Linked DNA regions of Homo sapiens: region 2 is linked to region 1. A link is an interaction called in ENCODE POLR2A ChIA-PET data of the cell type or tissue named here. Cell type or tissue: B cell. All regions are shown on one strand. Each heading gives the region's core, and the rest is flanking DNA. Links, peaks and the distances in the headings are about the cores only. Region 1 overlaps LOC124900191 (a long non-coding RNA gene). Region 2 overlaps LHFPL2 (LHFPL tetraspan subfamily member 2).

Region 1 (5,375 bases), core at 188-5,187:
ATTTAAAAATAACAAAGAGTATAATTGGAATGTTCATAACATAAAGAAATGATAAATGCTTGAGGTGATGGATACCCCATTTACCCTGTTGTAATTATTATGCATTGTATGCCTGTATCAAAATATCTCACATACCCCATAAATATATATAACTACTATGTACCCATAAAAATTAAAAATTAAAGATGGCAACAGCAGAGGATTAAACCACAGGCAGGAGCATTCTAGCCATGCGGCCTGTGCTGCCACGAAGGCTGCGTACCTAGAAGCCACCCGTGAGTGGGGTCCCCAAAAGCTTTGAATCTGAACTGAGGGGTGTATTACCTGGGGGGTCAGTGGGGGTCCACTTGTGGACTCGAGCTCATTTCAGAAATCAGTGTGGCATAGCGAGAAGCTGCCACCATCAAAGTTGTGGGCTCAGCTTGGCAAGGGGGACCTCCAGGGAGGCCATGTACAATTTGTCTGGATGAGTTTGTGCAGGTAACCGAAACAAAAAAAATTTTAAACCCAGGAAAATGATCAGGTATTTAAAATGTTTCCACTAGTGGGGCTCCTGGTAGCTGGGAGAGCTCTTGTTTATGAACCATAAAGTCATCTTGTCTCTGCAGGCCCAGGAACTAACTTACTTTGCATGAGAGAAGGGATGAGGTATTCGGGATGGGGAGTTTGGGATGAAGGGAAAGGTTAGAATGTTGATGCAAAGGGAGCTTTCAGAAGACGGAGGCAGGGGACATGGAGGGTGGGGGTGGGGAGAGATATGTCTAGGGGGCTTTTCTTTTTCTTTTTCTTTTTTTTTTTTTTTTTTTTTTTTTTGAGACGGAGTCTTGCTCTGTCGCCAGGCTGGAGTGCAGTGGCACGATCTCTGCTCACTGCAACCTCTGCCTCTCAGGTTCAAGCAATACTCCTGCCTCAGCCTCCTGAGTAGCTGGGACTACAGGCACACGCCACCACACCCAGCTAATTTTTGTACTTTTAGTAGAGATGGGGTTCCACCATGTTGGCCAGGATAGTCTTGATTTCTTGACCTTGCCATCCACCCGCCTCAGCCTCCCAAAGTGCTGAGATTACAGGCATGTGCCATTGTGCCTGGCCTCTAGAGGGTTTTTCTAAGGGACGTTCTGTGTGATGTGAACAGGGAGGCCTGTGGACCTCCCTACCCCACCCTCCCAGCCTGCCCTACCACCTCCTCCATCTCTGCCCTGGCACATTTTCCTTTAAAAAAAATTTTTTTTTTTTCAGAAATCTTTACGGAGTAAGCTTCCTTTGGGGGAACAAAGAAAAATATTTAGTCCATGGTGAGAGAAGAGAATTGTGGGGTGATGGGGTGAGGGTTAGTATATCATAACCTTGTTAAAATGGAGGTTACACCCCTGCAGAGCTCACTGGAATGAGGCAGGTAGTTTATGTAGCCTCAGAAAAATCACAAGACTTGCTTTATATTTTCATTTAGTCCCTTCACTTGGAAAAATCATGAAGGGAAAAAGGAAGGCTGGTAGTCACAGCCTGGTTGGAGGTGACTTCAGTCACTGGGGACAGAGGAGGGTATATGAGACCGATGGCAGTTTAGTTCTGGGGGTGAGGTGGGAAGTTGGGGAGGTAGAATTAAAGCCACAGGCTCCTACCTGGCTGACAGCAGATAAGACCCTGAGAGTACGCAGGCTAAAGCCATGCCACTTACGCTCCTCTTGCCTGTCTAGCTTTGGGCTTTTATCACAACCAGATTCAAAATTACTGCCCTATTCCATTCCCTCTGGATCCTGGATACTTTGATGATAGGCATAACTTTATTGCTAGACAATAAACACTCATATTAATGACATTTTACATTTAGAAAGTGCTATCTCTAGGTCACTGTAGTTGGTAGGTTGCGAGGGTGTATGGTTGTGGTCAAATTCACCTGTGGTTGAGTGGGCTGAGGCCAAACTGTGTGTCATGGCAGCTGGCAATATGGGGAAGGGAAACTGGGCATCTTTTGTTTACCGAGCACGCAGAAGTTTTTCTTTGTTCTAAGTACAGGTTCTGCAGATGAAATGCCTCAAGATACAATGTGTTCCCCTTAAAAGCCCAGAGAAAATGTCCACTGATACTGTCCAGTTTCTATAAACCACACTGGTACAAAAGAAAAGGGAGCACTGTGGCTGATGTTTGGCATTCTTGTGCAGGATGAGGAGAGGCATTTTCCATTACCTGGTTCACCAATGAGACATATCGCCACCCTTTCATACTCTTTCAGAGTGCAACCTTTGCTGGCCTCAGCTCAGGGGAGATTCCCAGGCAAAGTCCACTGGCCCATGACAAAGCAAAAAGCATTCACTTCTAGCTGGTGGTTTCAACTTCAGTCCTCAGGTGTACAATCAATTCAAGCATACCATCTTCTAAAGCAGTGGCTTGAAATCTACCCTATGTGACATAGTATCTGCTTATGGAACAGCTACTCATACTCATTAAAGCAGCCAAAAATATTAATATTATAAAGTCCTAAAATGCCATTTTGTAGAGGGTTTTTTGTTTGTTTGTTTGTTTGTTTGTTTGTTTTTGAGATGGAGTCTCACTCTGTCACCCAGGTTGGAGTGCAGGGGCTCAATCTCGGCTCACTGCAACCTCCGCCTCTCAGGTTCAAGCAATTCTCCTGCCTCAGCCTCCCGAGTAGCTGGGATTACAGGAGCCCGCCACGACACTCAGCTAATTTTTTACATTTTTGGTAGAGACAGGGTTTCGCCACATTGGCTAGGCTGCTCTCGAACTCCTGACCTCAAGTGATCCACCTGCCGCAGCCTCCCACAGTGCTGGGATTACAGGCGTGAGCCACCACACCCGGCCAAGTTTGTTTTTGTTTTTGTTTTCTTTTTTGAGATGGAGTCTTGCTCTGTCACCCAGGCTGGAGTGCAGTGGTGCAATCTTGGCTCACTGCAACCTCCACCTCCCGGGTTCAAGTGATTCTCCTGCCTCAGCCTCCCGAGTAGCTGGAACTACAGGTGTGCACCACCACACCTGGCTAATTTTTGTATTTTTAGTAGAGACAGGGTTTCACCAAGTTAGCCAGGATGGTCTCTATCTCCTGACCTCGTGATCTGCCCACCCTGGCCTCCCAAAGTGCTGGGATTACAAGCGTGAGCCACTGCACCCAGCCTCCATCCTTTACCACTTATCTCCCCATTCCAGACCACCACTCCTCCCTCACCCCCCATCAAGAGAAAGTCTGCAGGAGGCCAGTGGTCTCATTCCATTGTTTAAAGGGCTGAGTGAAATCATCCACCGGGGATTCCATCCATCAAATCAAATGTTATGGATTTGGTTTGTTTGGTAGATGAAAAAGCCTAAATTGGCTGTCTCCCAGTTCATTCTACATACCACTGTGTGAAAGCTAAGACCAAGGGCCCTCCCAAGAAACAACAGAAAATGGATAATTCTGTGAAATAAGAAGCCAGCAGTTCTCAGCACTTCCCACCAGGCCCTGGTCAAAGTCCAGCATGTCTGCTGGTCCATAGTCTCTAAAAGTGGAGAGCAAAGGAGCAGCCACTGCAGCCAGGTTGGTTCATTCATTCATTGCAACAAACATTTACTGAGTGCCTGCAATGTGCCAGGCCCCGTCCTGGGCCCCGTGGCTACAGCCATGATCAAGATTGTTGATGTGGAGGCAGAATGTTCAGGACACCATTGGCCAGGCACGGTAGCTCACATCTGTAATCCCAGCACTTTGGGAGGCCAAGGTGGGTGTATCACCTGAGGTCAGGAGTTCAAGACCAGCCTGGCCAACATGGTGAAACCCCGTCTCTACTAAAAATACAAAAATTAGCTGGGCAAGGTGGCACACACCTGTAGTCCTAGCTACTTGGGAGGCTGAAGCAGGAGTATCACCTGAACCTGGGAGGCAGAGGTTGCAATGAGCCGAAATTGTACCATTGCACTGTAGCCTGGGTGACAGAGCAAGACTCCATCTCAAAAAAAAGAAAAAAGAATGTTCAGGACACCCATAAATCATGCCATGTAGATACAGAGTCAACCCTGGAAATACATACGGTCACAGAACCTTCTGACAAGGACACTGTCACTGACTATCTCTGCTTTCCATGCTCGATCCCACAGCCATCCCCACAAGTGAATATTGCCAAGGGCAGAGAACTCTCTGCTTCTGAAGTAAGCTATTCTACTTTCCACCCAACCTAGTTTTGTCCCCTAGAGCTTCAAAGAGCCTCTGTGCCCCTTCTGCTCCATAATCACCCTTCCAATATTAGAATGCAGCTGCCATGTTTCTGTTATCCTTCTTCACAAAGAATATTGGGGACCAGGGCATGGGAGCATGGTCCAGATTGAGTCCAAGCTAAAGTTCATAGCCAGGTGTGGTGGCTCATGCCTGTAATCCCAGCACTTTCAGAGGCCGAGGCAGACAGATCACCTGAGGTCAGGAGTTCGAGACCAGCCTGGCCAACATGGTGAAACCCTGTCTCTACTAAAAATACAAAAAATTAGCCCCGTGTGACGGCACGTGCCTATAATCCCAGTTACTTGGGAGGCTGAGGCACAAGAATTGCTTGAACCTGGGAGATGGAGGCTGCAGTGAGCCAAGATCATGCCACTGCACTCCAGCCTGGGTGACAGAGCAAGACTCTGTCTTAAAATAAATAAATAAATAAATAAATAAATAAATACAAAATAAAGTTCAGAAATGCCTGGGCTTTTCTGGAAACTGCTGGGGCAGGCCCACCAGAAGTTTGAATGAGAGCCTGAGCATCCTGTAAGGAATGAACTTATCCAGAGAGAAGATGGCAACTGGGGTGACCACCTTGACTCACGTACCAAGCCTTGATCATCAGAGAAAGGGACAAACCTGAGCAGAACTCAGGGCACAAAACAGATTTTAAAAATGCATGTATATATGGGACAAAAGTGAAACACAATGTTAATTCTTTTTCTGGGAGGTGAGGTTATGAGTAATTTTAATGTTTTCTTATATTTTTAACATTTTCTACAATTAAAATATAAAACATAAATTGACTAAAACTTTATTTTTTGAGACAGTGTCTCATTCTGTCGCCCCAGGGTGGAGTGCTGTGGTATGACCATAGCTCACTGCAGCCTTGAGTTCTTGGGCTCAAGATCATTGGCGATCCTCCCACCTCGACCTCCCAAAGTGTTGGACTTATAGGCATGAGCCACTACACCTGGCCTGAAACTATTTTTCTTCCTCTTATTATTTTTTTGAGATGGAGTGTTGCTCTTTTTGCCCAGGCTGGAGTGCAATGGCACGATCTCAGCTCACTGCAACCTCTGCCTCCCGGGTTCAAGCGATTCTCCAGCCTAAGCCTCCTGAGTAGCTGGAATTACAGGCATGTGCCACCATGCCCGGCTAATTTTGTATTTTTAGTAGAGATGGA
Region 2 (5,375 bases), core at 301-5,300, 100 kb after region 1:
AGTCACCTGGCCGCAACCCGACCTATATGTCTATATGTAAGTGGAGTTAAAATAGCATCTGTTCAGGGAGGCGGAACATTCCAGAATGCTTCAGTCCCCTCTTGGCGCCAATGCAGAGAGTGGAGAATAGGAAAGCTGGGAGAGACTTCACAGAGCTTCTTGTCTAAGCCCCTTAATTTCAGTTTAGGACACTGAATAACTTGGCTAAAGCCCCGTGAGGCCAGGGGCTCTTGTCTGTCTTGTTTGTTCACCTTCATACCTTTGGTGCCTGCATTGTATTAGGTACTTAAACATGCATTTGTTTGGTGAATGAATGACATAAATGAAGATACGACTTCCGACTCCTAATCCAGTGCTCTCTCTGAGATATTTGTAGGCAGAAAAGTCTGTAGAAGTGTTGCCAAATAACTTGTATGTAGTTGAGGCTATCTTGAGATTATATATAGGTTAGAAAATGGAGATGTAGCAAAATCAAACTGGCTCCTTAAAGTTGGTGGTGAAGACAGGCTTGTTCAGGTTTGGGGGTGGGTAGGAGGCAGGACTGCCACTTTGCTCAGCAGATGGGGCTCCTTTCACATTGGATTGTGTGTGAGTGGTGCCCTCTGAAGTTGGACGATGGCCCCAATAGCTCAGCTTCCCCAGAAGAATCAAGATGACTGTGGAAAAAATAGGCTTGAAGTTGCCCCTTTCCTTACCAGCAGCTAGGAGCCTACCCTCGTTTTGCAGCCCAGTCCCCGCCTTTTCAGAGGGATGTGTGACTTGGAGCTCATCAGACTTACCCTCTGTTTGTAGAGGGGTGTGTGTGTGTGTGTGTGTGTGTGTACGTATAGAATGCTGCAGGTGTGACTGGAAGGTCACGTTTGGTCACTGTAGCAACAGGAGTAGGATGAAGTCCTGCACACAGGGTCTCTGCCACTGTCCAACTCCATTTGGAGAATTGCAACTCTGTTGCCATGGGCCCCAACCAAGGAAACCAGGTCTTACAGTGGGCTGCACTTAGAAAACCAGGGTAGTCCTGGCCAGCATGGTGAAACCCCATCTCTACTAAAAATACAATAATTAGCTGGGCGTGGTGGCAGGCACCTGTAATCCCAGCTACTTGGGAGGCTGAGGCAGGAGAATCGCTTGAACCCAGGAGACGAGGTTGCAGTGAGCCGAGATTGCGCCACTGTACTCCAGCCTGGGTGACGAGCGAAACTCCATCTCAAAAAGAAAAAAAAAAAAAGAAAAGAAAACCAGGATGGTAAGCCACACAGCCACTTCTAGGCTGGTAACTCAAAGCATTGCTGTTTGTTTATCTGTCTTATTTAACTTCTTAGTTAATTCACAAACAAGAAGAGATTTACAATTACAAGGGAGTTTTAAAATTTAGAATAGTTATAGGAGGTTAATTCAAGATTAAAAGTTGCTAAAGAGAATTTGCAAAATCAAGAAATGTTATTTAAATTCGCAAACTCTGATCTGCGGAGACTTTATTGCTTGCTGCTTGCTAGGTTTCATCTGCCCACTCTGGGCCCTCCTCCCAGCCTGGCTGAGGATGTGTCTCTTGAAATTGACCTTCAGGCTTTACCACTTGGCCTGCTATCTAGGGGAGAGTGTGCTTCCTCTGGAATCCTTGACAGCTGACCATTTTTGGGTGGAATTTGTGTGCCTCCTCTGGGACAGAGAACACAGTTCCTCCTGGAAATCCCTTTCACTGGTTTCCCTGACTTCTGCCGGTGCCTGCTTTATACAACCCTTCTCATTTCTCTCCAGGGGATGTGTGGCAGACAGCCCATCTCCCGGTGGGTCAAGAGATAAGCTGGAGTCAAACCCTGATTGATGACTACAGAAAGAATCAGTTGGGTTGTGGCTTCTGTTCTGTATTAAAGATCACAGGACTTATTGATCTAAAGCTGGCAGGCTCTCTGCAGGCCAGCAATGAGTTGAGCCAGTTGCCAAAGCAGCAAGAAGAATGACTGTTGTCTAGGCTATTAGAGCTTGAATGAAAAGAGTGTATTTCATCTTGCACAGTGGCATTAATCGTTACTTTGTTATTCTGGGGAAAACCAGGCCTTTAGGAAGTGATTTGGTGGTAGTGTCCTTATAGTCTGGTGTTTGAACTTCTCATGGGGGCTGTTTTTTGGCACTGATATAGTTATCTATGAGCTTGTCCTGTTGTGTGGTGCTAGCGTAGTGCTTTGGAGCAAATGGTAAATGTTTACTTGAACCCAAAATATACTGTGTGCAAAGCCATGCAAATTAGAAACAAATTAAGAATACATATGTGTTAATAAAAAATGGCTTATTTGGAAAATCTAGTTTCATTCATTCATTTACATGTGGGGAAAACTTGATTATTCTCTTCAGGATTCTTGAAAGTATAAACAAAAGTGAGGTGGGAGTGCCCACCTTCCCCAGCTATGAGCCTTAAGCATTTATGGAGGGTATTTTAGAATGCACACTCTTTAGTGCAGAAGAGTTTCAGCATTGCCTGTGGATGAAGGCACACCTTTTGCTTATTTGTATACTTATTGCATGTGACATAGTTTCAATGCAATAGTTCTCTCTCTCTTTCTTTCTCTTTTTAAAGCAATCTATGGGGGTCTATAACCATAGTGGCAGAAAGAAAGTTAATGGAGACTAAACAATAGTGTTCATGTTTACAAAATTAAATGCTGAAACATGATGGAATTCTGTATTAATGGGGTTTCAACTTGCTATAAAATGAAAATAATGTGATGGAGTTCTGTATTCGTAAGATTCCAATCCGCTATAAAAATTAATGTTAATAAGCAAGAAGATTGGTTCATATTCGTGGTTTTCTTCCTGCAAAGTCAAATAGTATACATGCATTTGTTAATGACTCCCTGAATAAGGTCTAAATCACTTAAGTACAGTTTTATATGGAGTGGAAGTATAAGAATCAAAGTTTGTGGTTATTTTGTAAGAATTTGCTTCCATTTTTACAATGCAAGTCAGAGAAATCTTGATGTGTTCCATCTTTTCTTCCATTTGTATCTTCTCTATTTTCCTCTAGATGATTTCCTCCCCTATTACACATGCTGTTTTCCCACAGCCTAGATAAGATCCCCAATCATCACCCCAGTTTCATCCCCCTTCTTTACAAGGCCTGACCCCGTTAAGGGTCTCCAAGTTCTTCCTCCAGCTAGGCAGGCCTCAGTGGTGTCTCAGTCTGTATCTTCTGGTCTTTTCTGGATCCCAGTTGTACCTCACAAGCAGCCCAGCTCACCCTGAATCTAAAGAGCATGCCTTTTCTGTAGCCTAAAAATGTTAATGATTAAATACACAAGGTTAGATTTTGTTTGGTGATAATGCAGCCCCTTTAAATATTTTACCAGTTAAGAAACATTAGAGAGACTTGTCAGGTTCCTTGGAGGAAGAGAATGCTTGGGAGACAGCCCCTCCCAGCTGCATTTTGCCACAGTAAGGAAGGACTGAATTCTGGGCAGAATGTGTGGTGTGTGGTGGGAAGCCCCAGCCTTAAGAGTCAGGCAGGCTCAGGGTCCAGGCCCTGCTCCCCATTCCCAGGCTCTATGACCTCAGGCAAATTATTCTTCTCTCCAGGGCTTAGTCTTCTCATCTGCAAGATGGGGATAATCATGCCTACTTCATAAAATTGTTGGGAGGATTAAATGAGGGAACCTATGTAAGGCATACCTGGAATTTAGTAAGTAGTCATTGGCGCTGCTATCGTAATAGGAGGGAGTCTGCTTTGAGTAATCCAGTGCCTTCTGAAAGTTTCTCCCTAATTGTTGCCCCTCAGCCAAGGTGCTCAGAGCGTTTAGGTAGCTGATGTTGTTTTAGGCATGTAGTGCATGTAAGTGCTGGTGCCACCCTGTCGCTTTTGAAGCCTGCTCCTGAGTGTCCTGGAGCTCCTGTGTCATGTTTGCTCTTCTCCATAGCAGACAGGTGCTGGAAACTGGCATTTACCGGGGCTTCCTATGCTTTTAGAATCAAGGGACTTCTAGAGTGTGTATTTTGAGATGAGTTAAAATTAATAGTCATTTAAAAAATTAAATGAGCCCTGTGGTCAGATTTCTTAGAGAGTATGTGTTTCTCGGGAGGAACACTGACTAGTGAGGACCATTCTTGGTGGCCAGCTGCTTTGTGGGGCAGTTAGATTCTACTTCCTGGACCAACAGCTTAGGGGGAAAGGGGAAGGCAAAGCCAAAAAATTGTGTAAAATGTATTTATGTTTGTCCTGAGAGAATAGCAATGTATCACACACCATTAACAGGCCTGACCTGCTAACAGTTCTGCACTGCAGTTTGCACCAACCCAGCAATGCAGTAATTTATTTCACTGAGGGAATTGTGGTTTTACTTGCCATGTATTGGTGTCATTGAAACCACGTTTTAAGAGGAAAGTAGCAATTAATGTTTAGAAATGGGAAATAGCTTTACAAATTTGTGGTGGAAGAGACCCAATAAAAATGACTATCAGGAGTTTTCCAAAGGTGAACCCAACAGTTTCTAAATGGTGTTTTCTGTCTGGTAGCTTGACAGCTTTTGATTTGTAAGTGTTAACCAAAGCATGACTGCCACAAACAGAGCAGGGTGTGTGAGAGAGAGTATTACTGCAAGGAAGAAAGTAACTCCACCGAGATGCAGGCAGGCATCTGTGCTGACTTAGGAATGGGTGGAGAGGTCTAGAGTGTGTTTGCTCAGATTACACCCTGTCTGTGTCATTGCTGCTGCTGTTCTCCCTCTGCCAGACGACAGCACTGAAAGAGTGGCTGTTACTCTCTAACTTGGGGTTTGCCTGCATCCATGCATAAACATTTCAGCTCATTATCTTAAGAAACGGAGGACCAGAGCATTTGGGAACCACTGAATACTGAATCCTTTAAGGTTTGTTTTCTGTTTGTTTTTATTATGATTGATGAGATTGGGGATTCTAAATTAAAAGTGACTCCTAAGGATTCAGTTAAAGGATGGTGTCATAATGAGAATGATGGTTTTACCTGGGAGGCAGAGGTTGCAGTGAGCCGAGATCGAGCCACTACACTCCAGCCTGGGTGACAGAGCAAGACTCCATCTCCAAAAAAAAAAAAAAAGGAGTTTGAGAATGATGATTTTCTTTTAGTAGGAGAACTCTTTTTAAAAATGAGATATTTCACTGGAGCCACGGCATATGTGCATTTAACTCATAAAAATTAAACTGTACACACATGGTCCGAAAATAGAGAGAAATCACATTGAGAATAGTTTGGAGCTGCTTGGCAGTCGGCTCCATTAGAGCGGGCGCCCCAGCACAGGGTTTCTCAGCCTCGGTGCTCATAGCGTTCTGCGCTGATCATGTGGCATTGTGGGTGCTCTGTTGTCCTGTGCTTCCTATAGTGGATGCCTAGCGGTGTCCCTGGCCTCTGCTGA

The links. ChIA-PET counts read pairs that join two places held together with the same protein. Peaks named below come from ENCODE experiments on the same cell type or tissue, not always from the same donor. Only the 100,000 strongest peaks of a DNase experiment are listed, where the experiment ranks them.
Region 2: POLR2A ChIA-PET joins it to region 1 with 7 read pairs; 2 of 35 experiments call an interaction of 5 or more read pairs at or near these places.

Annotation. Positions count from the first base shown.
Region 1 is chr5:78,724,810-78,730,184 of GRCh38, reverse strand. All of the region lies in intron 3 of LOC124900191 (a long non-coding RNA gene), which reads left to right. Among named protein-coding and RNA genes, the nearest start is that of LHFPL2, 79 kb to the right of the region's middle. RefSeq lists enhancers at 2,030-2,139, 2,105-2,399. In B cell, for the core only: no CTCF peak of the experiment used is centred there; DNase peaks (open chromatin) are centred at 2,084 and 2,234; H3K4me3 peaks cover 803 bases; H3K27ac peaks cover 2,011 bases.
Region 2 is chr5:78,620,654-78,626,028 of GRCh38, reverse strand. All of the region lies in intron 2 of LHFPL2 (LHFPL tetraspan subfamily member 2), which reads left to right. Among named protein-coding and RNA genes, the nearest start is that of LHFPL2, 25 kb to the left of the region's middle. In B cell, for the core only: no CTCF peak of the experiment used is centred there; no DNase peak of the experiment used is centred there.